Linked DNA regions of Homo sapiens: regions 2 and 3 are each linked to region 1. The links are chromatin loops, found by intact Hi-C in ENCODE. Cell type or tissue: dorsolateral prefrontal cortex. All regions are shown on one strand. Links, peaks and the distances in the headings refer to the core of each region. The heading gives the core; the rest is flanking DNA.

Region 1 (10,474 bases), core at 3,012-8,011:
CGTCCAAATGGCTTCACTGGTAAATTCTGCCAAACATTTTAGCAAGAGTTAATACCAATTCTTCATGAACTCTTCCAAAAGTAGGATAGAACATGTCTCAGCTCATTCTGCGAGGCCAGAATTACCCTGATACCAAGACCAGACAAAACTTTACAAGAAAACTACACAGCAATTTTTAAATAAATACAGATGCAAAAATTCTCAAAAAACACTTGCAAACTAAATTTAGCAGTGTATAAAAATGACTGTACACTGTAACCAAGTGAGATTTTTCCTAGGAATGCAAGGGTTGGTTAGACATATAAAAGGTCAATTTAGGCCGGGCGCTGTGGCTCACGCCCGTAATACCAGCACTTTGGGAGGCTGAGGCAGGTGGATCACTAGTTCGGGAGATCAAGACCATCCTGGCTAACATGGTGAAACCTTGTCTCTACTAAAAAATACAAAAAATTAGCCGGGCGTGGTGGCGGGCGCCTGTAGCCCCAGCTACTTGGGAGGCTGAGGCAGGAGAACAGCATGAATCTGGGAGGCGGAGCTTGCAGTGAGCCAAGATTGTGCCACTGCACTCCAAAGCCTGGGCAACAGAGCGAGACTCCGTCTCAAAAAAAAAAGTCAATTTAATACACTACATCAATAGAATAAAGAACAAAAACTACATGATTATTTCAATAAAAAAAGCATTTGACAAAATTCAACACCTCTTTATGATAAAAAACATTCAACAAACTAGGAATAGAAGGGAACTTTGTCAACCTGATGAATGGCATATAAACACACGCACACACGCAGCCAAAAGACTGAATGCTTTCTCCTGAAGATCAGAAAGAAGGATTTCCACCCTTGCCATTTCTATTCAACATTGTGATGGAGGTTTTAGGCGAGACACTTAGGCAAGAACATGAGATAAGAGGCATTCAGGGCCAGGCGTGGTGGCTCACGCCTGTAATCCCAGCACTTTGGGAAGCCGAGGCGGGCAGATCACGAGGTCAGGAGATCGAGACCATCCTGGCTAACACAGTGAAACCCCGTCTCTACTAAAAATACAAAAAATTAGCCAGGCGTGTTGGCGGGCGCCTGTATTCCCAGGTACTCGGGACGGCAGGCTGAGGCAGGAGAATGGCGTGAACCCGGGAGATGGAGCTGGCAGTGAGCCGAGATCGCACCGCTGCACTCTAGCCCTGGGCGACAGAGTGAGACTCTGTCTCAAAAAAAAAAAAAAAAAAGCATTCAGATTGGAAAGGAAAAAGAACTAACTCTGTTTGCAGAGAATACTACCTTGCATATGGAAAAATCTTAAGGAATTCATTAAAAACCTATTAGAACTATTCAACAAGATTGCTGGATACAAGATCAGTATGCAAAATTTAATTGCATTTCTATATACTATCAGTAAACAATTGAAAAATGAAATTCAGAAAATATTTCTATTTATAATATCAAAAAGAATAAAATGCTTAGGAATAAATTTCACAAAAAATTGCAAAAGTTATACACTGAAAACTATAATACATTGTTGAAAGAAATTAAAGACCAAAATAAAAAAAAAGACATCTCATGTTCATGGATCTGTTGGATATCCAAGTGCAAAAGAGTGAAGTTAGCCCCCTATATACACGTATATAAAAATTAAGTAGATCAAAGACTTAAATGTAAGAAGAAAAACTATAAAACTCATAGACGTAAACTTAGGCATAAATCCTCTTGATCCTGAATTAAATAGTAGTTGCTTAGAAATGACATCAAATGTGCAAGCAACAAAAGAAAAGATAGGTAAACAGGACATCATCAGAATTAAAGATTTGTGTTCACATGACACCATCAAAAGTGAAAAGACAACTTTAATGGGAAAATATTTGCAAATAATTTGATAAGGAGCTTGTTTTTAGAGTATATAAGAACTTCATCGTAAAAAAGACAAATAGTCCCATTAGAAAATTGACAAAGTATCTCAGTAGACAAATATCTATGTACAAATGGCCAATCAGCAAATGAAAAGATGTTTGACGTTATTAGCCTTCAGAGAAATGAAAATGAAAATAAGATATGATTTCATACTAAGTTGGCTGTAATATTAGTTAGTTTATTTTTTATTTTTTGAGATGGAGTCTCGCTTTGTTGCTCAGGTTGGAGTGCAGTGGCGTGATCTCAGCTCACTGCAACCTCCACCTCCCGGGTTCAAGTGACTTTCCTGCCTCAGCCTCCCAAGTAGCTAGGATTACAGGCACACACCACCATGCCCGGCTAATTTTTATATTTTTAGTTGGGACAGGGTTTCACCATGTTGCCCAGGCTGGTCTTGAACTCTTGACCTCAAGTGATCCGCCCACCTCGGCCCCCCAAAGTGCTGGGATTATAGGCGTAATATTAATTTTAAAAGGCAGCTAATAAGGAGTGTGAGTGAGATTGTGAAGAATAAGAACTCTCATACACTGTTGGTGGGAATGTAAAATATTACAGCTACCTTGAAAAACAGTCTGGCAGTTCTTGAAAATGTTACACATAGAGTTATCATATGACCCAGCAATTCTGCTCCTAATTACATACCCAAGTGAAGTTAAAATATATGTCCATGCAAAAAGTTGTACATGAATGTTCATAGCAGCATTATTCATAATAGCCAAAAATAGAAACAACCCAAATGATCTGAATTAATAGATGTGATATAACAATACAATGAAATATTATTTGGCAATAAAAAAATGAAATACAGATATTTACTACAATATGGATGATTCTTGACCACATGTATGATTTTATTTATATGAAATATCCAGAGTAGGCAAATCCATAGAGACTGAAAGGAAGTAAATGATCGCCTATGGCTGGGGATTTGATGGGAAATGGGCAGTGAATGCTAATAGGTATGTGGGTTATTTTTTGGGTAATGAGAATGTCCCAAAAGTAACTGGTGATAGTTCCATAATTTTGTGAATATATTTAAACTATCAAGCTGTATGCCTTAAAGTGAATTGTATGGCATGTTAATGATATCTCAGTAAAGCTGTTGTTTAAACAAACAAACAGAAGCTGGATAGCACCGATAATTCACCATGGGTATGATTTAGGCAAGAAAGACACTGAAGGGTCAGCAGGCCCTCACTTAAGAGTTGGCCTGACTATAAAAATATTGGCAGATGAATGGGTATTTATCTGGTTAAAGTTAAGTGTACAAAATGCTTTCATGTTTTCATGATTCACTGCTTTAACCTGCTTTTATGATTAACCAGCCAGTTACCAGTCTCAACTGTGCTAAGAGACTTCTGCTGTGTGGTTGTGGCCTTGGAGCTGAGAATTTCCTGGAGATTAGATTGGAAAGTTACTAATCATTAAGCCATTGATAAGATTAAACATTTATTAAGCACCTATTATGTGTTAGGCACATCAACATGTAGTTTCAGTTGTTGAAGCCATGAGTGTTACTTTGGTCACCTAGGGAGAGAGGGGATAGAATGAGAAGCATAGAGGACTGAGCCAGAAATTCAATAATGTTAGCCTGAAAAAGAACAGCCCAGAAGATGACAGAGGGGAATGACCAGATGGGTGGGAGAAGCCATGGAAAACGGGATGTAGAAGTCAGGACAAAGGAGTGGCTGTGAGGAACGTCAGCTGTGCAGATGCTCTGGGGACATCAAAGATGGTGCAAGGAAATAGGAAACAGTATGAAGAAAGCCCATGCAGCATCGGGGTCTTGGTGAACCTGTTGGAACTATGTCATTGGTAAAGCAGGGGACAGATTATAGTTGATTTGGGAATAATGTGGATGAATTATAATTAAAAGAATTTGAGACTGTATAAATTTAATTTGTGTGTTTTAAAAGTGTTTCACTCAGAACTTCATTTTCTTTCCCTGTACTCTTTGGAAGTATAGGTGATTTTATTTTCTAAAAGCCTTTTTCATTTTCTGAATATCTTTTAATGAGCGTACTTTTCCTATGTAGTTAGAGAAAAAAGTTGTTAGGTATCAAAAGATATGATGATGTGTGATAACCTTATTTGCCAGTGTGTTGGAATGTGAGACAATGAATTCTAACCAAGTATTTCACAAAGAAATTGCTAAGGACTTCTACTAGGCTGCTAAGTACCTTTTCTTTGGGATTTCCTTTGGTGCTACATGGAATAAATACTGTGCTTTGGAAGGTTGTAATTTCTTGGTAATCATAAATGTCTACATGTTCCTTGGCCACGTACATGAAATTATTAAAAACCACTCTAACCTTTGAATTTTACTTCTTGCAGCTACGGTAAGTGACAATAAATAGAATTGGGCCCTCTTAACTAACAGAATTGAAACAAAAGAGGTTGAAACTTTTGGTTGTCAGCTCCTTCTTGTATTATATGTAAGGAGGGGTGAATGAGGAAGAGTGTACTGGGTATATTTTGTATAAGGTGCTATGATGAATTAAAGGTCTCTTTATTATATGTAAGGAGGGATGAATGAGGAAGAGTATTTGCTGAGTATATTTTGTACAAGGCACTAGGATAGATTAAAGATCTCTTTCTCTCCAATTCTATTGTAAAAGTATATGTTGAATTCTGGAGGAACCCTGGCTAATTTGCTTTTTTAAAAAAAGCCAAATTTGGTGCACGATACTTAGGTTTGACATGCAAAACTAATTGAAAAAAGCCGTATAAAATTTTACTGCAGTGTTAGTTGAAGAATGTCCAGGAGTGGTTGTGTTTATGATAACAGTAAGAATTCTGGAAACCTCTTCCAGTTTTCTCCATTATCCCTCATTAGCATGGTGCTATTCCACAAGTCTCTCTTCTACCAGGGAACTGCATCCTGTCCCTCGCCCCTCAGTGATTTTTCTCATGTCTATCATGTAGATCACTTTAGCCTCTCAGGCTGTTTGCAGCTCTCCTCTTCTCCATTACCAGCATGTCTGCATTAGGGAGAGGTGTGGGGCAGGTCTAGCCTCACATATGTTTTAGCTGGGGAAAGAAGAACATTGACAACCCATGTTATTTTTTATTGTATTCCTTTAACAAATACACAGTAAGTGACAGTGCTTCAGAAGCCCTGCTTTTTAATCTGTCTGGGGAAGGGTGACCTCTGGTGGCTAAAACCATAAGCCCCAATTTCAAGAAACAAAAAGATTTCTTTTTACTGTTGTTTACATTATATTCATATGTTTATGTTTTGTCACTTTTTATAATGTACTATATATTCATTAGAAGTAAATCAGTGTCTTCTGCCACCGTGTTTAAATGCGGCATCTTCTGTTAATCATCAGCTGTGCTCTGTACTCATGATTGGCCTTAATTTGAGATCCAAAATATTTCCTTAACAGATTATTTTTTGTTCTGAGGAACAAGATCATTTCCTTGGCACTCTTTTGTTATTAAAACTTAAAACTTCTCTGTTGGTTTAAATGTTGACCATTATTATTATAACAGAAAAACAGTTTTACCCACTGGTTAAAGGAAAAAAAAATCAATCTCAAACTATGACGTCCGAGTTATACTCCTGGCTACTATTTATCTTTGAATCAGCCATCTAACCAACATTTAATTGGCTTGCTTCCTCAGAGATATTTATTCTTAACTTGTTTAGTCTGCCAGTAAATGACCACCAAATCGTCAGTTTTGTTTTTATTACAGTCTTTGCTGGTTTGCTTATTTGTGCATCACTTTATTTAAAAAGAGTTTAGGGCAACTAATTTATTTTTTGTAAAAATAAATTTTGAAATAAAATGTGGCAAAAAGATAAAGTATCTTTCTCTTGGGATTTTGATTATGATACCGTATGTCTAAATTGTCTCAAAGTTGATTTCAGTTCATTTGTTTTCTAGTATATAATTGATAAACATTATAGTGACTTGTATTAATTACACTTAGTGATAAAATAATTCTTAGTAGGTTTTTTTCCCCCCATGATCCAAATAATGTTTTATTCAGGAGAAAATAAAAACTCATTTTATTCAAAAGCCTTGGTTTTTAAGTATTTTCTGTGACAGTGTAAATCTTCCTTCTTTCTCATGGTTTATAAGCCCAGGTAGAGGGGCTACAAGAAGCAGAAACAAATTCATTCCATGTAATTGTGCTTGTTTTCAATGAAAGTTCTGCAGGGCTCTGTAGGATGACTTTTTAAAACCACTTGTCCGGATAAGATGGATTCTATTCCTTTTATTCCGGTATTGGGTTTTTGTCTATCACACATGGAAATGTTTTTACAGCCTGTGATGCTCTGCAGTGCTGTTACTAATGCCATAGTAAAAATGCTGAGATGTTGCAGTGCAACAGAAATTCCCACTTAGAAATACATGTTAGTCAAGTGAATAATATTTAACTTCTTTCTTTTCAAACCAAATAGACATCCCCGAAGTTATCTTTTTTTTTTTTCCTAAACTTAGATTTTAGTAGATAAGCAGCCCAGATTAACTTCTGGAACAAAGTTAGGACTTAAAAAGTATTTCCTCACCCATACTGTACCAGACAAGTGCCTGGTTTTGGGGCTAGGTAAATAAATATTTTAGGCTTTGCAGGCAATATGGTCCCTGTTGTTACTACTCAACTTCATTGTAGCACATGAGCAGCCATAGACAGTACGTAAATGAATGAACCCGACTGTTTTCAATTCAACTTTATTTACAAACCAGGTAGCGGGCCATAACTTGCAGACCCCTTCAAGATGGTCAGGAACAGTGAGTTGAAGCAGTAGGAAATATGATATTTCTTCTTAAATATGTCTGCAGCTTTTACTGCTGCAGCTTTCAGTATAAATGAAGACTCTTTACAGTTACGTAATGCCTGAGACAACAATCAAATAAGCTTTATTTTACAACTAGTAACTTGGTGCCAAATTTAACTTGTAGACTCCCCCTGCCCCATTTTTTTTTGAGGTATTATGAGGGTTTGTGATACTCTGCCAGTACATTGGGTTAGATTTCTGGATTACTTTGATTTTGCCAATTGTCAAACCTTTAAAATTCCAACACCCCAAGATGCTAGATTGTTTCAGTATTTTTTTTTCTAAACACTGCCATTTAACTTGGATTCTCAAAGTATATTTTGGCTCATCGTTACACGTGAGACCCATCCATCCTCATCATGATGGTGTGAAATCAGTGTAGAGTTCTTGAACTCAATCAGCAGCCCTTTGTTAAGCTTCTGCCACAGGCCCAGTAGAGTTACTAACAGGATTTGAGCCCAACTGAGGGCAGGGTCAGATTTGGTGGCAGTGTGCCAGGTGGATCACAGAGAGGTGTAAGCAACTATAAAATTATAAGGACCTGAGATGATAAAGGTTTGGAACTATTGCTGTTGGCAGTAAGAATGGTAAGTAGTTGGTGGTCTGAGAGACTTAAAATAGAGGACTAGAAAATGCTTGCCTGCTTCTAAAGGCACTTGTTAGGTAGGGTCTGCGGGATCAGAGTGGGAATGGGAGAACTTGAGAAAAAGAGGGTTAATAGAGATTTCAATAGCAGCCACACATGTAAAACTACAGATATTTCCATCATTTTTGAAAATATTTCTTATTCAGAGTAATCTAAAAAATCTGAGGAGATGCTTCAATGGCTTAATCTGACCTATATGTTTTGCTTATAAATATGTTTCAAAATATCCTGTTTCTCATCATCATGTTAGTTACTTTGATGAAATACATGTTTTGGTTTACATTTATGTGCATGATGTCAGCAGCTTACAGTACATGAAGGAAACTTCCCATATCCCAGAAGTAGTGACTTAGGAGAACTATGGTCTTGAGATGCTTGGAAATTTTGTATCTGGAAAATTTACCAATCAGGGAATTTTCCATTGAGCTTGCTTTTTTGAAAAGGTCCTTCAGTTTGTAGCAGTTTGTTAGCCCAGTTTATCCTTTCTTGTGATGAGCTAGTCATTTTGCATTTTCACATATAAAACTTTGAAATGTCTTTTAAAAAGTTTATGGGAATATTGTGTATGTTATTGCTTCATTTTCCCCGAAAGGAAGTGGGAGAAATTTGAGTCATTAATATACATTAAAATTCTGTGTATGTTTTTCGTACTCATAGCAGGTTGTTCCAAATCATCTAGGTAACAAACTTTGGAATGTTGATAGAAAACAAACTTCTAGCACTGTTTGTATGGAGAAGTATTTCCCAAAGTCAAGTTCTAGGACTCTTGGGACTGTTTCATGGCTGAGTCAAAGGTTCCCTTGTGACATGTGAATTTTTAGGAAGGAGAACAATGACAAATTTTTTTGAAATTGCTACATTAGCATGCAACAAAAAATTCTGAGGGAAATGTTTCCTGGCAGTTTTTTTATTATATTTACCTGCAATTTATAGCTTAAGGGAGTTTTAACCCATGAAACCTCCAAATCTATTAAAAGTGAAAAGAGCTAGATAGATTTCATTAGCATGCGTAATGCCCAGTTTCCATACCCATCTATAATCATTTAAAGCAGGAATCATAATGGGAATATGAGCTGAGAAATTCTGTTGATGTTTGAAATGTCTGGAGTGTCAACATAATTAAACAGCGTATGTACACAATTGGCCCTGCTCCAAAACCAGTGATTATGTGTCTAACATCAATCCCCATGTGTCTACAAAGCTGTTAGAGTAAACATCTGGAATCTTTTACTACCAAAGCTAAAATATTACATAATCAGTTAAAAGAAAGAGCTTCCTACCCACAGAGGTCCTGCAGAGAGCAATGTATGCTGTGATCTTGTTTTCAAGCAGGCCTGTCTTCTTTAGAGTAGCAACTAAATATATTAGATACTTCAACTATCCTTGAAATGTGACTTTTCCCCTGAGGTAAATACTAAGGATGGTTTAAATGTTGCTAAATGGTTCAGCTGAATCATAAATACTCTGTAATGAGACCAGAGGGGATCAAGTTGATCAGTGGGAGACCACATTCTTACCAAAACTGAGGCTCAGCTCTCAGGCCATTTCAAGGTATGCTGGAGTTCCTTTGAGCAAAAGAATTTGGTATTTTCTCATGTATGTATTGAAGCACTAAGTAAAAATTGTGATCTTTCAGGTCATAACAGAAAACCCACAAATTGTTTTATAGCATGTTTTTGATTTCACAATATAAAATGACAAGAATAATGAGATCTTCCACATCTTTTTATATTTTTCCACTATATTTGTGTTAAAGCTTAGGTATTATTTTCATTCTTTCATGCTAAAAGCACATTAGCATTTTCTAGAATGTAAGTGGTTTTGCTAGAAAAATGATATTAATATGATTATCCAGATTGTTATTTTGGAGGGAAAAAGGAAATAAGTTCTGCAAACACTGTTGGGTTTCTTTTTTTTAATGATAGAGGCATAAGATGAATAGTATCCATCTTCATAGAAAGAAAGAAACGTAGAGCCAAGTATTGAAATTTTTTAATGGCATATTTCTTTGTGGAGGTGAAAACTGTTTCTTTGCATTTAATATGCACATCTGCCTTGTCCCTGTCAAGTTTGCCACCTTCCAGATAAAGGTTGAATGCCAGGACTCTCAAATCAGCCTCCACTCAGATCTCAGCTCCCATCTCCTACCAGTTGTATTGTCTCCAACTAGTTCACCTTTCTGAGCCTCCAGGGCCTCATTTGTAAAATGGGGATGAGAATAAAAACATGACCTCAGTGGATTATTCTGAGTCGTTGTATGTGCCTAGCAAAGAGGAAGCACTTGGATCTGCTGGTGCCTTCTCCCCACCACCATCATGTCGACCAGACCCCAGCAAGCTAGCAGGGAGGTGGTGGTGGAGTGGGGAGAAAGATGTTCCAAGCAGAGGAAGCAATACATGGCAGGGCAGGGAGATGTGGCTGCCTCACAAAGGTGGGGAGTAGTTGAAGAACGGGCTGGAGTGAGGTGGGCAAATGGTAAGCACGTGGCACACTGTTCAACTAAGATAATCACAGCATTAGCTGGGATTTGGGGGTGAAGGAGTAGGAGTGAGGGGAGATGTGTCAATGTCCCTAAGTCCACAGGGGCAGGACAAAATAGCCCTATGGTCTGTCTAGGACAGAGGTGTTCAATCTTTTGGCTTCCCTGGGCCACATTGGAAGAAGAATTGACTTGGGCAACACATAAAATACACTAACAATAGCAGATGAAGTAAAAAAAAAAAAAAAATCTCATGATGTTTTAAGAAAGATTATGCATTTATGTTGGGCCGCATTTAAAGCCATCTGGGCCGCATGCAGCCCGCAGGCCACATGTTGGACAAGCTTGATCTAGGATTTCTATCATTCCTACCACTTCCAAAATTAAACTCATTCTTTTCAGTGGGAATGACTAAGCAAATAATCTTAGGGGGGAGAAAAAGATCATTATTCTTTCTGACAGGCTAAGTAACTCCTATTCCTTTTCCTCCAGCATTTATTTCCCATATTTCGAAATTAAGGAACCTCCTACTTTTTACATCCTAGCTAGAATGCATGAGGGGAAATCAAACAAGGGTGGGATAAGATCCAAACACAGCAAAATTATTTATTACATCTTTTCCATGTAATGTGCCTATTAAAATTCATGATATTTAAGC
Region 2 (10,474 bases), core at 3,007-8,006, 340 kb before region 1:
CTGCTTTGGGATTCGACGATCTCTTGGAAAGCATTTTTCTGCATCCTGCTGGTTTTGGAAGTGTTTTCCCTGCAAAAAGTTGTCGAGATGCTTGAAGAATTGGTAGTTGGTTGGCGAGTGGTCAGGTGAATATGACAGATGAGGCAAAACTTGGTAGCCCAATTAGTTCAACTTTTGAAGCGCTGGTTGTGCAATGTGCAGTCGAGCGTTGTCTTGGAGAGGAATTGGGTCCTTTCTGTTGACCAATGCCAGCTGCAGGCGTTGCAGTTTTCAGTGCGTCTCATCAATTTGCTGAGCATATTTCCCAGATATAATGGTTTTGCCAAGATTCAGAAAACTGTAGTGGATCAGATGGGCAGCAGACAACCAAACAGGGACCATGACCTTTTTTTTTTTTTTGGCTTTGGGAAGCACTTTGGAGCTTCTTCTCACTGCAGCCACCAAGCTGGTCATCGCTGGTTGTCATATAAAATCCACTTTTCGTCGCATGTCACAATCCGATCAAGAAATGGTTCATTGTTGTTGTGTAGAATAAGAGAAGATGACACTTCAAAATGATGATTTTTTTTTAGGTCAGCTCATGAGGCACCCACTTATCAAGCTTTTTCATCATTCCAATTTGCTTCAAATGCCAAAAGACCATAGAATGGTTGAAGTTGAGTTCTTCAGCAAATTCTCTTGTAGCTGTAAGAGGATCAGCTTTGATGATTGCTCTCAGTTGGTCGTTGTCAACTTCCGATGACTGGTCACTACCCTGGTCTTCAAGGCTCTCCTTTGCAAAACTTCTTGAACCACCACTGCCCTGTATGTTCATTAGCAGTTCCTGGGCCAGATGCATTGTTGATGTTGAGAGTTGTCTCTGCTGCTTTACGACCCATTTGAATTCCAATAAGGAAGTCGCTTGAATTTGCTTTTTCTCTAACATTATTTCCATAGTCTAAAATAAACATAAAATAAAAAGCAAGTAATAAGCCATTAGCAAAAAATCATAAAGGGAGGCATGCCCATTAAAATGATGTATAACCTAACCACATTTATTTAAGAATGTATTCTAATATAAAATGGCAAATTCCAACAACGCAAAAACCACAATTACTTTTGCATGCACCTTAATTCCTCTACACAAGCCAACTGGATGCAGGCTGTTAATCTCTCTAGACTTGCATCATGGACTTTGGTGGCTGCCCATTTGCTGGAGGCAGCTACAACCTTGAATCTTGGTGCTTTCTGCCTCCCTGGTGGATCCATCCTATCAGCCGTAGAATTGGCACAGGTATTCTTGGGCCAGGCCTATATTACTAAGGGGTGAATATCAGATTAACAACACTGCCCTCTGCTCTGACTTGCTAAGAATAAATATTTGTTGTGTCTCTGATAGATCCCAAACCATACCATTAACATCTAATGCACAAGAATGCTTCACTCTACATCAAAACTACACTATCGATAATCTGTGTAATGAACTTTCCTTTAATGTATTGAATGAACTTTAAAAACGTGTTAAGATCACATAGATGTGGTACCTGAGTGTTAGTGACAATCTTTGCAAATAATCAGTTTTTAGTAAATTATCTCTCAATTTTAGCACTGAAAGTCCTGCAAACTGAGATGGGTGGTCAGCCTAGGAAACGAGTCAATCTCTCTCATTGGTACTGATCTGTAAAGTAACGAAAGACTCAATTATTACTATGTATAAAATTATAACCTGATAATATTTTGTTAACTAGTCTCTTTTTGCCCATTTACACACCATAACTACACAGTATTTCCAGCTAAATGGGCTCTGAGCGGCCAGCCGGCCAGCACTGCGGGCCCCAGGCAGTGAGGGGCTTAGCACCTGGGCCAGCAGCTGCGGAAGGGGGCACCGGCTCCCTGAGCACTGCTGGCCTGCCTGCGCCATGCTCGAATTCTCGCCGGGCCTCAGCCGCCTCCCTGCGGGTCAGGGCTCGGGGATCTGCAGCCTGCCATGCCTGAGCCCCCCACTCCCCGCAGTGGGCTCCTGCAAGGCCCGAGCCTCCCTGATGGGCGCTGTCCCCTGCTCCGCTGGCCAGGTCCCATCGACTGCCCAAGGGCTAAGGAGTGCAGGTGCGTGGTGCAGGACTGGCGGGCAGCTCTGCCCGCAGCCCTGGCAGGCGACTTACTAGGCCAAGCCAGCTGGGCTCCTGAGTCAGGTGGGGACTTGGAGAACTTTTATGTCTAGCCAGAGGATTGTATATGCACCAATCAGCACTCTGTGTCTAGCTCAGGGTTTGTGGATGCACCAATCAGCACTCTGTATCTAGCTAATCTGGTGGGGACTCGGAGAAGTTTTATGTCTAGCTAAAGGTTTGTAAATGCACCAATCAGCACCCTGTGTCTACCTGAAGGTTTGTGGATGCACCAATCAGCACTCTGTATCTAGCTAATCTGGTGGGGACTTGGAGAACTTTTAGACCTAGCTAAAGGATTGTAAATACACCAATCAGCACCCTGTGTCTAGCTCAAGGTTTTTAAACGCACCAATCAGCACTCTGTGTCTAGCTCAAGGTTTGTAAATGCACCAATCAGCACTCTGTGTCTAGCTCAAGGTTTGTAAATGCACCAATCAGCACTCTGTGTCTAGCTCAAGCTTTGTAAATGCACCAATCAGTGCTCTGTGTCTAGCTAATCTGGTGGGGACTTGGAGAACTTTTATGTCTAGCTCAGGGATTGTAAATGCACCAATCAGCACCCTGTCAAAATGGACCAATCAGCTCTCTGTAAAATGGACCAGTCAGCAGGATGGGGGTGGGGTCAGATAAGGGAATAAAAGCAGGCTGCTTGAGCCAGCAGCAGCTCATTTGGGTCCCCTTGTCACTGTGGGTGATTTGTTTTTTTGCTCTTTGCAATAAATCTTGCTGCTGTTCTGTCTTTGGGTTAGCACCGTGTTTATGAGCTGTAACGCTCACCGAGAAGATCTGCAGTTTTACTCCTGAGGCCAGCGAGACCACGAACCCACTGGGAGGAATGAACAACTCTAGATGCACTGCCTGAAGAGCTGTGACACTCACCATGAAGGTCCCTGCAGCTTCACTCCTGAAGCCAGCGAGACCATGAACCCACCAGAAGGAAGAAGCTCCGAACACGTCCGAACATCAGAAGGAACAAATTCCGGACACACCATTTTTAAGAACTGTAACACACACCACGAGGGTCTGCGGCTTCATTCTTGAAGTCAGTGAGACCAAGAACCCACCAATTTCGGACACACTGGGATTACAGGCATGAGCCATTGTGCCCAGCCATGTTTCCTCTTTTGTATAGCAAGTACCTACCTGTTAGAATTGTAAGTTTTTATAAGCTTCTGCATGAAAGGCACCTGCCATGCTACCTCAAAAGATCATTGTGAAAATCTCACTCCAGTGGCTCTAGATTAACGGAACAAGACTAAAACTAAAAGCAGGAAGCCAATGTGTCGTGCTATGATTTGAGGAGGGTACATACATAAAATCCTTGACGCCCTTGCCTGTCCTTTCACAGTTCCTTTCCTTTGAGACTCAACATTTTTGTCACCTTAAATGGTTATCAGATGATCCCTTAGCACGCATTACTTCAAAGATAGTGGGAGAAAAAAATAACTGGGTAGAAAGACAACAGGAACACGGTTTGCTTTGGTTCCCTACTCAGAGACCCATAAGGCATATTAGCATAGTGAAGTCTCCCCTTGAGGAATAGATGGGTGAAAAGGTCACGGGGTGGAAAGGATAGGCTAGAGGCATTAAAGGTACACTTCACACCCTCTGCTCACTTAGCAAATGAGAAGAGGCAAGAGGGTTAGAGAGCTGATTGTTAAATTCCTGAGTCGGGGGGGTCGGGGGCTTCTGAATTTATACCCAGTCTTGTTTCGCAGACTAGATGTGTTCCGAAAAGCGAGCCTTCATACACGTTTATTAAGCACATGTTCCCAGCAGTTTTCATTATAAGAACAGAGATGGAATTCCTGGGAGAAGAGCTAGGCCTGCAATGTATCATTGTGTTATGGGGAAAGGAACCCAAACTTTTGCCTGCTGTGCGATGCAAACAATGTTATTTCCCTTCATGAGACTTCAATTTTCTCTTTAAAACAGAGGTAATAATAATGATACCCTTTCCCAGGCTGATTATGTGGATCAAATTAAATAAGTTAAGTGAAAAGCCCTGCTAGGTATCACCTCTCTGAGGCCAGACACCATGTCTGTCTCACTCATCAGGGCATTTCTAGCATCGTCTCAGGGTCCCACACAAGGCGGGCACCTAATATATCTTTGTCGAACTAGTAAATTAATATTTTATAAACTCAGCCAGGCGTGGCGGCTCACACCTATAAGCCCAGCACTTTGGGAGGCCAAAGCAAGCGGGTCACGAGGTCAGGAGTTCAAGACCAGCCTGGCCAACATGGTGAAACCCTGTCTCTACTAAAAATAAAAAAATTAGCTGGGCGTGGTGGCACGCACCTGTAATCCCAGCTACTGGGGGCTGAGGCAGGAGAATCTCTTGAAACCAAAAGGCGGAGGCTGCAGTGAGCTCATATCACACCACTGCACTCCAGCCTGGGTGAAAGAGTGAAACTCCGTATCAAAAACAAAACAAAAACAAAAACCTCAAAAGCCTTGATAAAACACTTGTTTGTTTTTTTAAAGCATTTCTTTATATAATTTAGGAGTCTTTCATAGCAGTGTTTTCAGACCTTTAGGTTTCGTTGCATTTACTGTTAATGGCATTTTATACAAGAAAGCATTTCCAAATTTTAAAAATTAAGATTGATGTCATCTCTGAATATAGGTCAATCCTTCTCATGAAAGGACAGTTGGCATCCTTAAACTGTCCAAAAATAATATTATCTAGCCTTTATTGAGCACTTTATGGTCTATGTGCTTATTAATGACTAATTTGTAGATTAGTTGTAATAGTAAGAGAATATGAGAAAACTGGGGCACAGAGATGTAAAGTAACTTCCCAAAAATCACCGGAGGCAGAATTCAAATTTGCTTCTCATAGTTCTTGGCATTGCTTTCATTTTGCACTAGAGAAAACTTCATCTTTGACCAGCACTGTCCCAAAGCCTGGGGAACTCTGGTTTATTTTACTTGAGGATTGTTTTTGCTATAACTACCTTTCTCTCTAAAATCTCAGCTCGCAGGAATTTCATCTACAACTTGGGATAAGAATGAGTAGTTCTCATCAGAAGGTAATAATGGGGAAAAAGAATAAATAAACAGAAGTGGGATTCTCTTTGTAGAGAGATGAAAATCAGAGAGATGTACTAAATGGAGGTGAAATCTGTTCTATTACAGGGGGAAATATATCCAGAGAAATTAGTAAAATTAAAAGGGTTAAGTCAGTGGACTCACATACTAGACACTAAGACATGGAAAACCTGACAGACTTCTACCTATGAGGTGGGCAACCTAGAAAATGCTCCTTGATCCCACAAGAGTGAAGTGAGCGAAGATCATGAGTACAGTCGCACCAAATGGAGCCAAGGGTATAAGTGAGAGTGAATTCTGCACCCAGGGGGCCTCTCCTCCAGTTCAGGAACTGATCAGTGCAGAGGCATGGCAGCGTGTGGTTTACCTCCCCTTAGGGACGGACTTAGCCAGGAGCAGTGAGGATTTCAGGAGCAGACACTGCTGCTTTGCCAGCTGGACCCATGCCAGGCTCTGCCAATAGCAGGCGTAAGAGGCAGCCTGGAAGGCAGAAGGAGGAAAAGGGGACTTGTTCCTCCATCTGCTTCCATTTAGCATCCTGGTGGCTTCCTATTCCTTTGAATGTCTCATCAGAAACATTTTTTCACTCTCAGCAGTTGTTCCAGAGGCTGCAGTTTTCAGGTTTCCCCCCTCACCTTCCCAGGACAAGTTTGAACACACCATCTGAGAATGACCAGCACCTGCCAGTCATCATCCTGCCTACAAGACTGGCTTCCAACTTGGCAGGGCCCCTCCTCTGAGCTAAGTCCTAATAACTCCAACCTCTTGTGTTTGCTCCCACAATGTAGGATAGGGAGCTGCTTCCTGCGGTTACCTACGGTTCCCTTTCACACTTTCACTGCTCAAATACCCGTTTGACCAATCTCTTCGTTAAAATACCTTTCTTAATTTCTTAATTTTCTTCTAAAATACCTTCGTTAAAATATCCTTTCTGTTTTTCCTGGCTGGACCTTGGTAGAACAGTGCCCGTATCCATCTTTGCTTCCTTAATGCTTACTCTTCATATCCCCACCCCTGCCACTTGGTATTTGCAGATTTGCATTATTATTGAGGTTTTTAAATGCATAAGTTCTGACTTTCCATTTAGAGAAAAACTGGAGGCACAGAGAAAACATGTTACAGTGCTTGGATTTAGAAAGAAATAGATTTAAGATCTGATTCTTCCATTTCACAAACGAAGTGATTTTGAGTGAATTGTTTAACATCTCAGTACACTACTTTCTTTTCTAGAATGATGACGATAATGCCTGCCTCATGGTGATGTTGAGAGGAAATAATGAGTAAGATATATATAAAGTACCTGATAAGGTTTGGCTCTGTGTCTCCACCAAATCTCATGTCAAATTGTAATCCCAAATGTTGGGGGTGGGGCCTGGTGGGAGGTGATTGGATCATGTGGGTGGTTTCTCATGAATGGTTTAGCACCACCGCCTTGATGCTATTCTCACGATAGTGAGTGAGTTTTCACGAGATCTGGTCATTTAAAAGTGTGTAGCACCTCCCCCTATCTCTCTTGCTCCTGCTCTGCCACGTAGAAGTGCCTGCTTCCGCATTGCCTTCTGCCATGATCATAAGTTTCCTGAGGCCTCTCCAGAAGAGGAAGCCCCTGTGACTCCTGCAAAACCTGCAGAACAATGAGCAAATTAACCTTCTTTTCTTTATAAATTACCCAGTCTCAGGTATTTCTTTAGAGCAGTGTGAGAATGGGTTAATACAGTGTCTTAATAAAAGCACTCAGTGTATAAGGGTATTCAATAAGTGACTTCTTATTTTTTGTGTGTCTGTGCACAATTGCCTATGGCACTAGCTCAGCACTAGCTTGTACGTGGTAGGCCCTCAATATATAGCAAGTGATTATGGTGATTATTTAATATCTTTGTGTGTATCTGTGTCCCATGTCATCGGACACTGGCTAGTACACAGTAGCACTCAATGAATATTTGTAGATAATAAACGTATGTTTGAACTGCTTGATTAATAGCTCATAACATGTAATAATCCATTTGTTGTGTGTTTTTTACTAAAAAATAGACTGCTGCTCTGCCCACAAAGAATTCCAGAGCATGCTCTTTGACTGGAGGTCTGTCTCACTTCTATGGGTAGAACATACCTGGATCAAGTACTGGTACGATGTGTTTGGAACAAAAGATCTGTTATCTGTTCCTGTTCCCCTACGGATAGGAAAGAAATGAAACTCTAGATGATCTTTCTTGAAGCAAAAAAAACCCAAAAAAAGCAAAAAAAGAAAAGCCTGTGACTTTGATTACTGATCTTAATTTGGATGAAAATGGGAAACATTCACCACCCACAGTTCGCAGGAATCGTGAATACCCCTGAGGACAGTGTGTTTTCACAGGGGAGCAACAGAATGCGAATTCCTGCAGCCCCTCTTGAGGAGCTGGAAAGCAGACCTGCATGTTTAATCATGGAGAAAAAATAATAGAGATCAGATGTCTGGGGAGGGAGTGCCGAGGAACTCTGGCAGACTCTACTTGACGCAATGTAGTGTAAGAATGTTTTATTGTCCCTGTGGCTTGCTTTCGTTAGATAAGGTCCATCATCCACTGGGAGTAAAGTAATTACAGTCCTTGAAGAGGTTGAGGAGAGCTTTCTTACCCAATTCAGTCAGTCTTTAGAATATATTTATGCTGAGCAGCAACAACAAATATCCAGCATATTTACATTTATATTTATAAACTAAGCTCATTAAGAGATTGGACAACCAGGGCCTCCTATTTGCTCTTGTAGGAAAGGTCTGATGTCAAAGTGAACTCGTTCAGAGAATTGACCTTCAGTTGTGGTATCTGAAAAGAAGTCGTGACTCAGGAGTTTAACTCTGCTGACGATGAAATGCTGTGCTTCCCGCTAGTGAAGTCAATCAAGAATATTTCAAGTAGAGTGGTTCTCAAGCTTTAGGGGGCATCAGAGTCACCTGACGGGCTTGCTAAAACACAGCTTGCTGGGCCTCACTCTCAGGGTGGAGCCTGAACTCACTGCCCAAGTGTGTTAGTCAGGATTCTCCAGAGAAGCAGAACTAACAGGAGACACACAGAGTATTAAAGAGATCTGTTATAAGGAATTGGCCTGCAGAATTATGGAAGCTGAGCAGTCCCAAGATCTGCAGTCAGCACACTGGAGGCCTAGGAGAGCCAACAGTGTAGCTCCAGTCTAAGTCCAAAGTCCTGAGAGCCAGCCAATGGTGTACATTCCAGTCTGAAGGCTGGCAGGCTCAAGACCCAAGAGCCAACTTTTCACTTTGTGTCTGAAGGCAGAAAAAGACTAGTGTTCTAGCTTAGGCAGGCAGGAGGGATTCTCTCTTCCTCACCCTTTTTGTTGTATTCAGGTCTTTGATTGGATAAGGCCCATCCACATGAGGAAGTGCAATGGACTTTACTCAGTCTACCAATTCAAATATTAACCTCATCCAGAAATATCCTCACAGACACATTCAGAATAATATTTGGCCAAATGTCCAGACACCCTGTGGCCCAGCTGACACATTAAAATGAACCATCACACCAAGGGATGCTGATGGTACTTGTTCAGGGTCCATGATCCGAGAGTTACTGCTATAGCAGAAATTAAGTCAGGACTGGAAACCCACCACTTACTTTATTTTTATCACAAGGCCCAGTACAAAGTGGATACTTAATAAAAAGTATATTTAATGAGTGAATAAAGTAACAGGAGGAGGGAAAGGATGAAGGAAAGGAGAGAAGGAGGTCTCTTAGATAAAGAGACCTGAGTAGATATTAGATGGCCAGAGTTCTAGTGTGGCTGGCCCTCCCTTTCCTCAGCTGTAACGTTGAGTGCTCACAGTAACTCCGTAATTCCCATTTTGTAGTTGAAAAAACTGAGTTCACACCTTAAGGAAGTAGTAGAGCGGAGTTTCCAACTCAGCTTTCTCTGCCCCCAAACCTTTGTTCTTATACTGCCTACACCACAAACATTTGTGGAACATTGAATATGGGCAAGCCACCACATGGTGAGGAAAACCTCAGGGCATTTATAAGCTAGTGAAAAGCAGGCTTTTATTTTTGTAAATACCTAAAGAAATTTGAAATAGAAGATTGTTCAAAATGTCACTGGAAAGTGGGATTAAGGCACCATGTATAGTGATTTTAAGAGTGTACCTTGTGGTTCAGTCTCTTCCGAGTCTGAATTCTTTTTCCATCACTTATGATCTGTGTCACCTTTGTCAAGTCACAGAATCTCTGTGCCTCAGTTTCTCCATCCATAAATATCTATCTCATAAGGGTATTTACACTCTTACAGGATTACACCCTTACAGGGTTAAATGAGTTAATACAGTACTCCTCTTTATCCACGGTTTCATTTTCTACAGTTTCAATTACTCATGGTCAATCACAGTCTGAAAAGATTAAATGGAAAATTCCAGAAATAAACAATTCATGTTTTCAATTGCACTCTGTTCTGAGTAGTGTGATAAAATCTGGAGCTATCCCACCCCATCCCTCTCAGGACGTGAATCATCCCTTTGTCCAGTGTATCCCTGCTGTAGACACTGCCCACCCGTTAGTCATTAGTCGCTGTCTCGGTTATCAGGTCCACCGTCACAGTAAAGCAGTGCTTGTGTTCAAGGAACCCTTATGTTACTTCATAATGGCCCCAAAGCACAAGAGTAGTGACGCTGGTAATTTAGATATGCCAAAGACAAAGTATAAACTGCACTTTCTCTACACTGGTGTAAAATTTCTCTTCTAGAGATTGTAGTAAATATCCATATAGCAATTAACATTTCCTATATAACTGTCCTTCCAGAAACACACTCCCCATCTTTGAATAGCTTCTTCCTTTCTCAAGACACCAATTTCAATAACAGTTATTACTACCCCTCAGTGTGCCTGTTTATTGCTGGTTCGGTGATGTTATATTAATATGACTTTGATGCACTACATAAATACAGATGCATATACAGTAGTCCATATACTTCAAGTGAAAAAGTGAAAGTTCTCCAATGCTGAGGTTGCTGTGATCTATAGTAAGACTGAATCTTTTATCCATAAAATTGTGAAAAAATAAATAAAATTTGTGCATAGAATATATACGGTTCAGTACTATCTGTTGTTCAAGCATCCACTGAGGTTCTTGAACATATCCCCAGTGAATAAGGGGGGACTATGGACTACTGTATATGTAAAACAGTTACATAGTATTATTTACAGGGAAATCAGTATATTGGTCTTCACTATTATTATTATTATTATTATTATATCCCCAGCACCTATCTTAATGCCTAATAATTGAAG
Region 3 (10,474 bases), core at 3,095-8,094, 350 kb before region 1:
GGTAGAGTCCCAAATGCCTAATGCTTTTATATACTATATCTCTTTGAACAGTGTAGTAATAAATCACTTAGAGTGAAGGAAGTATAGTATTACTCTTCTGAATAGGATCATTAAATGCAATCAATATCAGAGTAGAATTACTTTATAATTACCTTTATAAATTGATGATTCACTTTAACACCTATTCTTGGCTTATGAAAATGTTATCATAAAGCTATAATAATTATAGTTAGAAAACTGGCCAAATCAAACAGTGAATTATACTCTGTCCTTGGATTGTTTAGACTTCCCTTATGACTGGCCCAGATTATTTTAAAAGTTATTGTCGATTTTTAGCTCATAGTATCTATCTCTTTTAAAATAACAATTATTAGTTGTTACTTTTTATTACGTAAAAAATAACTGTATCTCATACACACACAGACACACACACAAATGAAACAGTACATTTTAATCAAAATAACTAAAAAGTCAAGTCACTCCAAACTAATCAGACAGAGTAAATTCAGTCAATGTTTTAGTATGTATTCTTTCATTTTTTTCCCCTGAATTGATAGGTGGTAGAATGTATGTGTGTATACATACACACAGACATGTATACATATGTATATGTTTATATTGCTGTGTATTTACATATACTTTAACAAAATGGGGTTATATATTTTATTTTATTATTACTATTTTTTTGAGACAGAGTCTCATTCTGTCGCCCAGGCTGTAGTGCAGTGGTGTGATCTCGGCTCACTGCAGCTTGTGCTTCCCAGGTTCAAGCAATTCTCATGCCTCAGCCTCCCGAGTAACTGGGATAACAGGCACACACCACCAACCCTGGCTAAATTTTTTTTGTATTTTTAGAAGAGACGGGGTTTCACCATGTTGGACAGGCTGGTCTCAAACTCTTGACCTTTGGTGATCTGCCTGCCTCGGCCTCCCAAAGTGCTGGGATTACAGGCATGAGCCACCATGCCCAGCATATATTTTATTTTATTGCCTGCTTTTTCATTTAGTTATATACATATATGCCCTTGTTTTAATGATTACATTTATGGTTTCTATGCATATTTTTCAATGAGTACCTTATTATTGGATGTTTGGATTATTTGTCAGTTTTCTATTATTCAGTCTCTTAAACGTAGTTTTCACTAGTCAATATATATGCACTAGAGGAAGCCAGGCCATGGGAATTGTTGTCTGGGACACTAGCTGGATTTTGGCCCTATTCACCCCTACTCACTTCTGTGATCAGATCCCATCCTTGGCAGCTCTGTTCTTAAATGTCTAAATGTATACTAGAAACGTTAAAGAACAATACACATAGAATCTCTCTCAGAATGAATAAGCCTTTTTTGAAATTTCTAGTCATTTTATAGTATCAACAGCTGCCAGATAGTATTTAAAAGTATTTACGTCTTGGTACCATTAACTGCCTTTGCCAAGATTTGTCTTTATTAACTAAGTTCTCTGTGAAAGGGCGTCAAAAATGGCTAAAGTGTTATTGGCTTTACAGGTCACGGATGCATAGAGCATCTTGTGTCCAGTGTTATCACAAAGATGCCTATGGCTAAAAAAACTCAGGTGCAGTCTTTTTTACCCCCTGAAACAAAAATTTTAAAAGCAGCCTTATGTTCTGATTCTTCTTTTGCTTCAGATCAAGGAAATGATTGCTTATAAAGTCCCCAAGAACTACCAATAATGACTCTCAAATGCCCTGAATTGTCATTGTTATAAAAACATGGCTCCTTTTATGGGTGAAACAATTACATATTATTTATTTTTTTCTACATACAAGGAATTAAATGGAAGTCTCCATCTGCATCGGTTAAGAGCTCCCTTTGGAGAGATGGGGAGGCCAATTACCCAGGAGCCATGGAGGCTGATCTTTAGCCTGGCTCCCCTGGTCCCAGCCTTCCATTGTCTCCTGGGATCCTACTGCAGCTCTTTTGATGAATGTGCTGTTGTTGATCTCCTCAGAGAGACGCTGTTAAAGGAAAGGGAAGATTATTTGCAAGTGAGTAGAAGAACGATCCAACAAAAGAATGAAATGAAGTAATTAGTTTCCTGCTATACATAAGCACCCTCACTGCTTTAGAATCTTCAGGCAGTAGTGATTGAGGAAAATAATGACCTTCCCCATGCAAGGCAGAGTCACCTGCAGCCACTGACCAATCACAGGTAAGGCCACCCTCTTTTTTTTTTTGTGATAGAGTCTCACTCTTGTCGCCCAGGCTGGAGTGCAGTGGTGCGATCTTGGCTCACTGCAACCTCCGCCTCCCGGGTTCAAGCGATTCTCCTGCTTCAGCCTCCTGAGTAGCTGGGATTACAGGTACCCGCCAACATACCCAGCTAATTTTTGTACTTTTAGTAGAGATGGGGTTTCACCATTTTGGCCAGGCTGGTCTCGAACTCCTGACCTCAGGTGATCCACCTGGCTCAGGTTCCCAAAGTACCAGGATTACAGGCACGAGCCACCGCATCCAGCCAAGGCCACCCTCTTCTTTACCACAGGAAGAATGGGAGGTTGGGTAACCACAAATTTGTCCTAGTATATTTTTTATCTTATTAAAATCTTTTAAAATGGGGACCACTATTTGACTGACTGGGAGGGCTATGTAAACTAACAATTCCTCAGGGAACTAATTTTTTTTTAATGTGCTATGTATTTTTAAAAGTAGAAAGGTAAGAGATTTGTGGGACAAGATTAGTTGATTAATAATTTTTACTATATGTAAAAGGTACTGTTGTGGCCTAGTACAGCGGGTGTCCAGTTTGGGCTTCCCCGGGCTACATTGGAAGAAGAATTGTCTTGGGCTACAAATAAAATACACTAACACTAATGGTAACTGATGAGAAAAAAAAAAAAAACTACAAAAGTCTCATAATGTTAACAAATTTGTGTTGGGCCACATTCAAAGCCATCTTGGGCTGCATGCAGCCCACGGGCCACGGGTTAGAGAAGCTTGGCCTAGAATAAAGCTCAAAGAAAGTCTAGAAACCTCACCATTATGCTAATCTGGAGAGCCTGAGGTCTGCTATGAATTTCAAAGCTATAAGGAAAGCCTTCTTAAACCTCATCTATGCTGTATCATTTTGGACCAAGGAGGGATATCATGGGTTGTCTACCTCTTAGATAAATGATTTGGACAATTTGACATTGTAGACAATTTGAAAATGTGGAAATACAGATGGGCAATTGGAAAATGGGTACAGCAGAAGGATGAAAAGGAACACCTGTGCATGGCCCTAGTTAGCTACAACTTAGCTGATAGCTTTCCCCAAGAGATGGAAGATGATGTGACTATTATACATGATGAAGTCTCTTCATTTTTACCTTGAGGAGAGACTTGAAGAAGGGGAGCTGGTGGGCTTGCCACAGGCCAGGGTGTGCTTGTATGAACATGGTTGCCACAAATGAAGAAAAAATAGTTAATTTCTAGGGGTACATTAAGAATCAACCAAAGTGTTTATTTAAAGAATGGACTGGGATGTGAAAGGGACAAGAGTTAAGAAGAGTGAGAAGGAAAATGAAAAAATTAAAGTCATCATAATGATGTACATTTTAAAGTCTTTCTTAAAGTTGCTGGCTTCTTAGCTTTCTACTTCTCTGTCTCAAGTCTAACACTCTAAATAACATTGCCCTTAGGAAGCAGCCTTCTGTTCCCAGCCTGAGTGAGACACCTTCATCCAGGCTCGTGGGGGTCCCTCTGTCTCCCCTTATCATAAAGATCTGCAATGACCTAAGTGTGCTTGTCCATCTGTCCAGTTGACACTGAGCCTTATGAGTGCAGTGATGGGCCTGCCTTGCTCCCTGTGGTGGTCTTAGGGCCTGGAATAGCATCTGGGACATAATCAGTGTTCAAAAATATGTTGAATAAATAATTTGCAGGGGGAAGTGTCAGAGATCATAGGCAGAGAGGAGAGCCTGATAGAGGGGAACAGATTCATGGGGATGGTCAAAGTTCACAGGCAGAGAAGTTGAGCAGTCTGGAAACTTAAGATGCATAACAGAGTGTGAGGGAGTGGCAAGAGAGGGTCTCAGCAGGAGAGCAGGCTTGACCACAAAGAGCTCCTTAAACTGTGTGAAAGAGATTAGAATTAACACTGAGGGCAGCGCAGAGGCATCAACAGAAAAGATGGGAAGTGATGTGGTTAAATGTGTATGTTAAGACAGAAGTATTTTGCTGCTATGTGGAAAAGTTTGGAGAGAGGCCAGCATGGAGGCAGGGAGCCCATTTGGAAGACTGTTGCAGAAATCTATGGGAGATATTACCGTGGGTTGAACCACAATAATGCAGAAGTGATGGAGACAGTGGATAGATTTCAGAAATTTTTCAAAAGTATCATTGACACAGCTTTGATATTGATTGGAAAGATGATGAGGAAGATGGAGAGTCAAGACTTATTTCTATGGTTTAGGCTTGAACAAATGGATAATCAATGGTAGCATTAACTAAGATAGGGAAAGTAAGAGGAGGAGCACTCTTGCATTTTTGTAAATTCAGTTTCAGGCAGATCAAAGTCCAGGTACCTGTGAAATATTCAAGAGGAGATGGCCACAGGCAGTTAGATAGCTGCATTTCACAGGTCAGATGAATAACAGGGCTGGAGATACAGAGCCAGTGTTCATTGTCATCGTGGTGGTAATTAAACCTGGGAAACTGAGGAGATTGCTAGAGGAGTGTGTAGAGGGAGAAGACAAGAAGAATTAGAATTGTGAAGAACAGACAGATATTTTGAAATGGCAGAAGACAGGAACCTAAAAAGAAGTGTATGTTGAAGCAGCCTGAGATGTAAAGAGGTGTCATAGAGGCTGAGAATTCATTTCAAGTAGAAAGACTGGTCTAAATATCTAACTCCACAACAAGTTAGGTTAATAACTGAAAGATGGCTGCTAAATTTAGCACTAAGAAAGTGATTGGAGACCTTGATGAGAACAACTTCAGTAAAATTTATGGGACAGGAGCCATATTACTCTGGTTGAGACGTGAACAGGAGGTAAAATGAATACAATGAGTGTAGACAAATATTTTGAGTAGTTGGACCATAAAGGGCTGAGTCCTCTTACAGTTTTCAAAGCCCTTAACATTCATTCTTTATGGGAAGAAATAATTGGCAACTAGTCGTGGGCTAAGGAAGAGCAAAGAGCAAATCATGCCCCCCACCCAAGAGCCATGGATAAATCCAACACCTTGGAGATGATGGTTCCACAGACAGAAAGCAGAGGATGATGAGTTTGTCGGGGGAAGTTCAGTTTTAAACTCTGGAATGTTAGATTTGCCAAGTGAAAACATACAAAAGCAATTGAAAAGAGAATAGAGCTAACGAAGATGCTCTGGCTCAATGGCATTTTAAGAGTTCACTGCATCAGTGGCAGCTAAGACAATCCACAGGCAAAGGCCTCCTAGGGTAAGAATGAACGAGGGCAAGAGAAGACTTATAAGGACAATGACACAACAGTCCATTGATATCTGTCACCCAGGAACCAGGCACTTTTCCTGAGTGGACACCAGGGAGCATTCCATGCAGACTTTTAAACCTTTGCTAAATTATCTTGAGTATGAAGAAAATCTAAACTTCTGATTATTGAAGACAAGTTAGCACTTCCTCACCCAACCCACCTTGTATGTTGTGCAATATTCTTGACATTACAACTTGAAATTTATTCAATTAAATTTATTCAGTTCTTTCAGCATTTTCTGAGGTATAATTTCTATGAACAATATATTTCCCACCATAAACGACTATTTTCAACAGTGAGTTAAAGTATGTGAGATACCAGTGTGGAGTTCACCACAAGTGCTCTCTGAATGAATGCTGAAAGGCATGGTGTTATGTGGGCACCAGCAAGAGTACGAATGACTGAAGCTCAGGGCGTATGGAGTGCTGTCTTAGGAGCTGAGGCCAAAAAGGTTGGGGGAAATCAGATCATTGCAGTCTGTAGTATTCTGAGTACTTTCAGCTTCATTGTAGACAATGGGAAGTCATCTGGTTTTTGTGAATAAGGGAGTGATGGGCATAGATCTGAGTTTTAAGCAGGTAATTCTGGTTAATGATGTCTGCAAAGTAGGCTGCTAAAAATATTTGTTAACTGAATGGAGAAATGATGACTGAAGACTAGAGGTTCAGATAAAAGGTATTGTTACTGTCTGGAAGATAATGGGAGATAAGGTAGAAGGTCTCTTGATAAATGAAATTGGGAACTGAATGTGGTCAGTCATTTGTAAAAATTGTTAAAGCAGGGAATAAAATGATACACACTTCTCTTACACATTATACTTTCACCTAAGACATATGTGGGCACATTCATCCAGTAATTGTATGACAGAATGCAGAGACTCTTACTTTGAATACAGGTCTGCTAATTAGAGTTTTCTACCATTTTTCTTGTATAAGCTACATTCACATTTTTGTTTCTGTTTTGTTAAATTGCAGCCAAAGGCAATCTGAGTGCAGAATCTTCCAGACATTTTTACACAGTTTTTCACAACCATTTTTGGTTTCTCTTTCCCAATACTTGGTTGGATTATAATATTTTAAGCTGCTCACTCTCTTCAAGTCTCTCCAAAGTCTTCCATTTAATTTTCATAGGAAGAGCTGTCATTTACATTCATATGCATTGGTTTACATAGTACTTAATTAAATTTTGTAACATAATAAGCACAACTGCATAGACTAGTTTCTAAACAAAATACAAGTGTTTCTTTGCAAACTCACAGATAAATTGATGGAACCAGGAAAACCCAACGTATCACTCCCTACCAGACTTCACTGACCAGTGTGAAAGAGGATGGGAGAGTATAGTTAATAAGGTGACTTGACTAACTGGGGATTGCTGACAGAGCTTCTACCACAGTGACCAGAACTAGGGCACCAGCAATGGAAACAGAGAGGAGAGGATAAATTGAAAAGACATATCAAGACACTAGCTTTGAAAACAAACGGGCTTGAGTCAAATACTGACCTTGTCACTTAGCTGTGAACCTCAAAGTTTCTGTTTTTTAATCTGTAAAATAAGAATAACGCAGCATGTAGTTGAAAAATCAATTGCAAAAATGTACCTCATGTATACTTAGCAATGTGCCTGAAACAAATAAGTAATTAATATGATATTAAGAAAGTATTATAGCATTTGATTTGAATTGAGGAAAATGCAGAGTCAAAGATGACGCCACATTTTCTACTTTGGTTGAAAAAAATATATAGTACCACTAATGGAAACAGGAAATACAAGAGGAGAAATAGGTTTGGCAGAATAGATAATGAAGTTAGTTTTAGATGTGTTGAGTTTCCTGGTGAGACACCCTGTTGAGGCATTCAGAGTGCAGTTGGAAATGTTTTTCTGGCTTCCAGTGAGAGGTCTTGGCTAGTGATATCAACTTGAAATCGCCCATACAGAAATATAAATGAAGCTATGAGAATGGATTGGATGTGGCAGACAGGGAGTGGGAACACAGCGGGCTGGTAATGGCCGGGGACAGTCACATACACATATGAGGCAAAATCCCAGATCCAGAAGGAACCAGCTGGAGCAGTGAGGAAACAGGACAGGTCCTGGAGATACAGGTATAGTTTCACCTGTGTCTTGCTCATTGTCATAGCTCAGACTCCAGAGCCTGGAGCAGTCTTTGTCACTCCAGAAGCATCTTAAAGCTCTCTAGGTAAAGTGCTAGGAGAGTAGGGGGCTGTGAAGGAGCTCTCCTCGTAGCTTGAAAGGAAAGAAAAACTGAGGGGAGTCTTCTTCAGAAAAGAGAAGACCTAAACATGTTTTCAGGCTGGAGACAGGGAACCAATGGAAAGAGAAATTTTTTAATAATTAGAAATTAAAAATGATTTTCTCTATGAGATTATAGGTGATTTTTTCATCTTTGCTCCTTTCTGTACGTTTCAAATTTTCTACATGTAGTATATTAATACTAGGTTCTGAATAAAACTATTTTGCCTCAATATGAGATATGAAATTGGGGATGGTCTCTGAAACAATGTGCTGGAAAAATGGAATACAGCAGTATCAGAAACACAGGTAGAGAATGTGGCTTAAAAGGCAGAAAAGGACGCATCTCTCACAGGAAAGAAAAGAGAATGATGGAAGATTCCAAAAAATTTTAAAGTAGGGATAAGAGAATTTGAGAAATTCACATCATTTGGCCTCTATTATTATTATTATTATTATTTTCAGTAAACTAAGAGGCAAAGTGGTTGGTTAAAACTGAGAAGGAAAGATAGGACTGGAAGTATGGGAAGAGTGAAAACATTTTAAAAACACAACATAAAAAATAGAATAAGATTTAATTTGAAATCAATAAAAGCGTTTCCAAAGAGCCTGGAGGAGCAGCGGGCATTGGACATGATGTATGTGAAGTGCAGCCAGTTACTGCATTATCTTCCATGGTGACACTTACCTGTCTGGGAACAGTAGCAGCAGTTAGAACTTGCCAGGCAGGTGTTGGGAGAGTTCATGGGGAGGAAATCTGAGCTAGCCCTCACTCCCAGGAGAAGCTGCTCCATTCTTGTGTTGTCCATCTTAGGCAACGACACCACCACACCCTCTGTTGCTCCTTGCAGAAACACTGGAGTCATCCTAGATTCTTCTTTCTCTTTGTTGAACCCCATCTAAATAATCTGCAACTTCTGCCCATTTTTTCTCCGAACACTTTGCTCACCTTTGCTGCTACTACCTTTGTCAAAGTCACTGTCATCCTCTAGCTGTTTACGGCCTTGAACTCTAATTGCTCCCTCATATCCATTCCTACCTGACTCAATCCATACTTTGTGTTACAATTAGAGTGGTCTTTTAAAAATCACATCAGTTTGGCTGGGCACAGTGGTGCATGCCTGTAATCCCAGCATTCTAGAAGGCGGAGGCAGGTGGATCACTTGAGTCCAGGAGTTCAGGACCAGCCTGGGCAACATGGCGAAACCCTATCTTTACCAAAAATACAAATATTAGCCAGGTGTGGTGGCATGTGCCTGTGGTCCCAGCTACTCAGGAGGCTGAGTTGGGAGGATTGCTGGAGTCTGGCAGGTGGAGGTTGCAGTGAACTGAGATCGCACCACTGCACTCCAGTTTGGGAGACAGAGTGAAACCCTGTCTCCAAAAAAATAAAAACCATATCAGGTATCATTTTACCCTTTTAAGAACCTTAAAAGGTTTCTGACTGCTTTTAAAATAAGGACCAAAGTTCTCAACACAGCCCACCAGGTCCTTATGATTTAGCCCTCCAACATCTCCAACTTACCCGGCATAATCCACTCTCTATTCTCTGAGCACATGGCCTTCTTGTTCTTCAAAAACATGGAGATGATAAAGGACCAACAGAGGCAGAGATAGGATGTGGGGCGGTGTCATATAATCAGACATCATGGACTTCAAAAGGAAGAGATATTGAGTTAAAGAGGAGGAAATGGTCAAAGGTAAGAAAAAGATGCTGGCATTGATTCTTAAACTTGATACAAGAAGCAGGGAGGAAAAATGAAATGGCCTTTGTTTAAAAGTATGGTGATTCAAGTAAAGTTGTCAGAGAAAAGCCATTTTTAGTTAGTTGTATCCATAGTTTTTCATTCATTTAATTAGAAATATCTTAAGTTGAATATTTCAATATATGGCTGTGAAATGACTGAGGCATTGAAGATGATATGTATTTGTTAATACGAAAGGGCCACAAATTTCTGAAAAGCTTAAATTAGTTTCATACAAAAATGACAGAAAGGATTCTCAGGTCTTTTGTTTTATGATAATAGTGTAACATTTAGGGTAGTTATTGAAGAACAAAAAAGTCACTTGAAAGTTGGTTGAAATGCAGCAACGACTCAAAGTGAAATCACCAGACAATATGAGCAATAGACGTTTTCACATGTCCCTATTTAGTGGGTGACACAGCCCTTGTTCAACAGAGCCTTAGGGATAAATTACTGCTGCCTCAAGACCACATCATACAAAGTAAGTGTTCATAATCCTTTCTTCTAGTGGGCAGAGCTCTGGCAGAACTCGCTAAAGAACTGCATCTAAAATGACTTCGCTTAGCAAAGAGCTGTACTTCCAGGCATCTTGGAAAAGGAGCCTCTTTCTGAGTTTTTGATGTGAGATGTCAAAGCGTTGTTGGTATGAGGAAATCTACTTGAACTGCTGTTATTTGACAGGTAAACATCATTTTCCAACCAGTCCCTGAATCATAGCTACCTACCTGGTAAACAAGGATATCCAGGTGCTGCCTAGAGCCTCAAAGTACACCTGTCATTTATCTACATCCAAGATTGACATCCTAGCCTGAACCCAAAGTGGTTCAGACATTCTGAACATGTGTGAGAAAGCGACAGCCTAAAACATCTTTTAAAGAGTCAGAATGATCAGCTTGATCAAGAAACACATTTGCAGTTAGAAGAGAGGAATGATTATGCATGCAGTTTGGTAGCTATCCTCAGAAGTCCCTCTGTCCTCATAAGCTCATATCTTGATAAGAAGAAGAGAAAATGAGGTGGG

Evidence for each region. A loop is a pair of places that touch in the nucleus more often than their neighbours do. Peaks named below come from ENCODE experiments on the same cell type or tissue, not always from the same donor. Only the 100,000 strongest peaks of a DNase experiment are listed, where the experiment ranks them.
Region 2: a loop joins it to region 1, with 2.0 times the contacts of the local background. A loop is called at or near these places in 20 of 110 quality-filtered maps.
Region 3: a loop joins it to region 1, with 2.5 times the contacts of the local background. A loop is called at or near these places in 20 of 110 quality-filtered maps.

What each region holds. Positions count from the first base shown.
Region 1 is chr12:26,024,358-26,034,831 of GRCh38, forward strand. The region is part of intron 2 of RASSF8 (Ras association domain family member 8); the gene reads left to right. Among named protein-coding and RNA genes, the nearest start is that of RASSF8-AS1, 70 kb to the left of the region's middle. In dorsolateral prefrontal cortex, for the core only: CTCF peaks have their summits at 5,068 (motif pointing left) and 5,270; a DNase peak (open chromatin) is centred at 5,044; H3K4me3 peaks cover 760 bases; H3K27ac peaks cover 3,981 bases.
Region 2 is chr12:25,684,553-25,695,026 of GRCh38, forward strand. No RefSeq gene overlaps it. Among named protein-coding and RNA genes, the nearest start is that of LMNTD1, 140 kb to the left of the region's middle. In dorsolateral prefrontal cortex, for the core only: no CTCF peak of the experiment used is centred there; a DNase peak (open chromatin) is centred at 5,639.
Region 3 is chr12:25,671,891-25,682,364 of GRCh38, forward strand. No RefSeq gene overlaps it. Among named protein-coding and RNA genes, the nearest start is that of LMNTD1, 120 kb to the left of the region's middle. In dorsolateral prefrontal cortex, for the core only: a CTCF peak has its summit at 5,495; no DNase peak of the experiment used is centred there.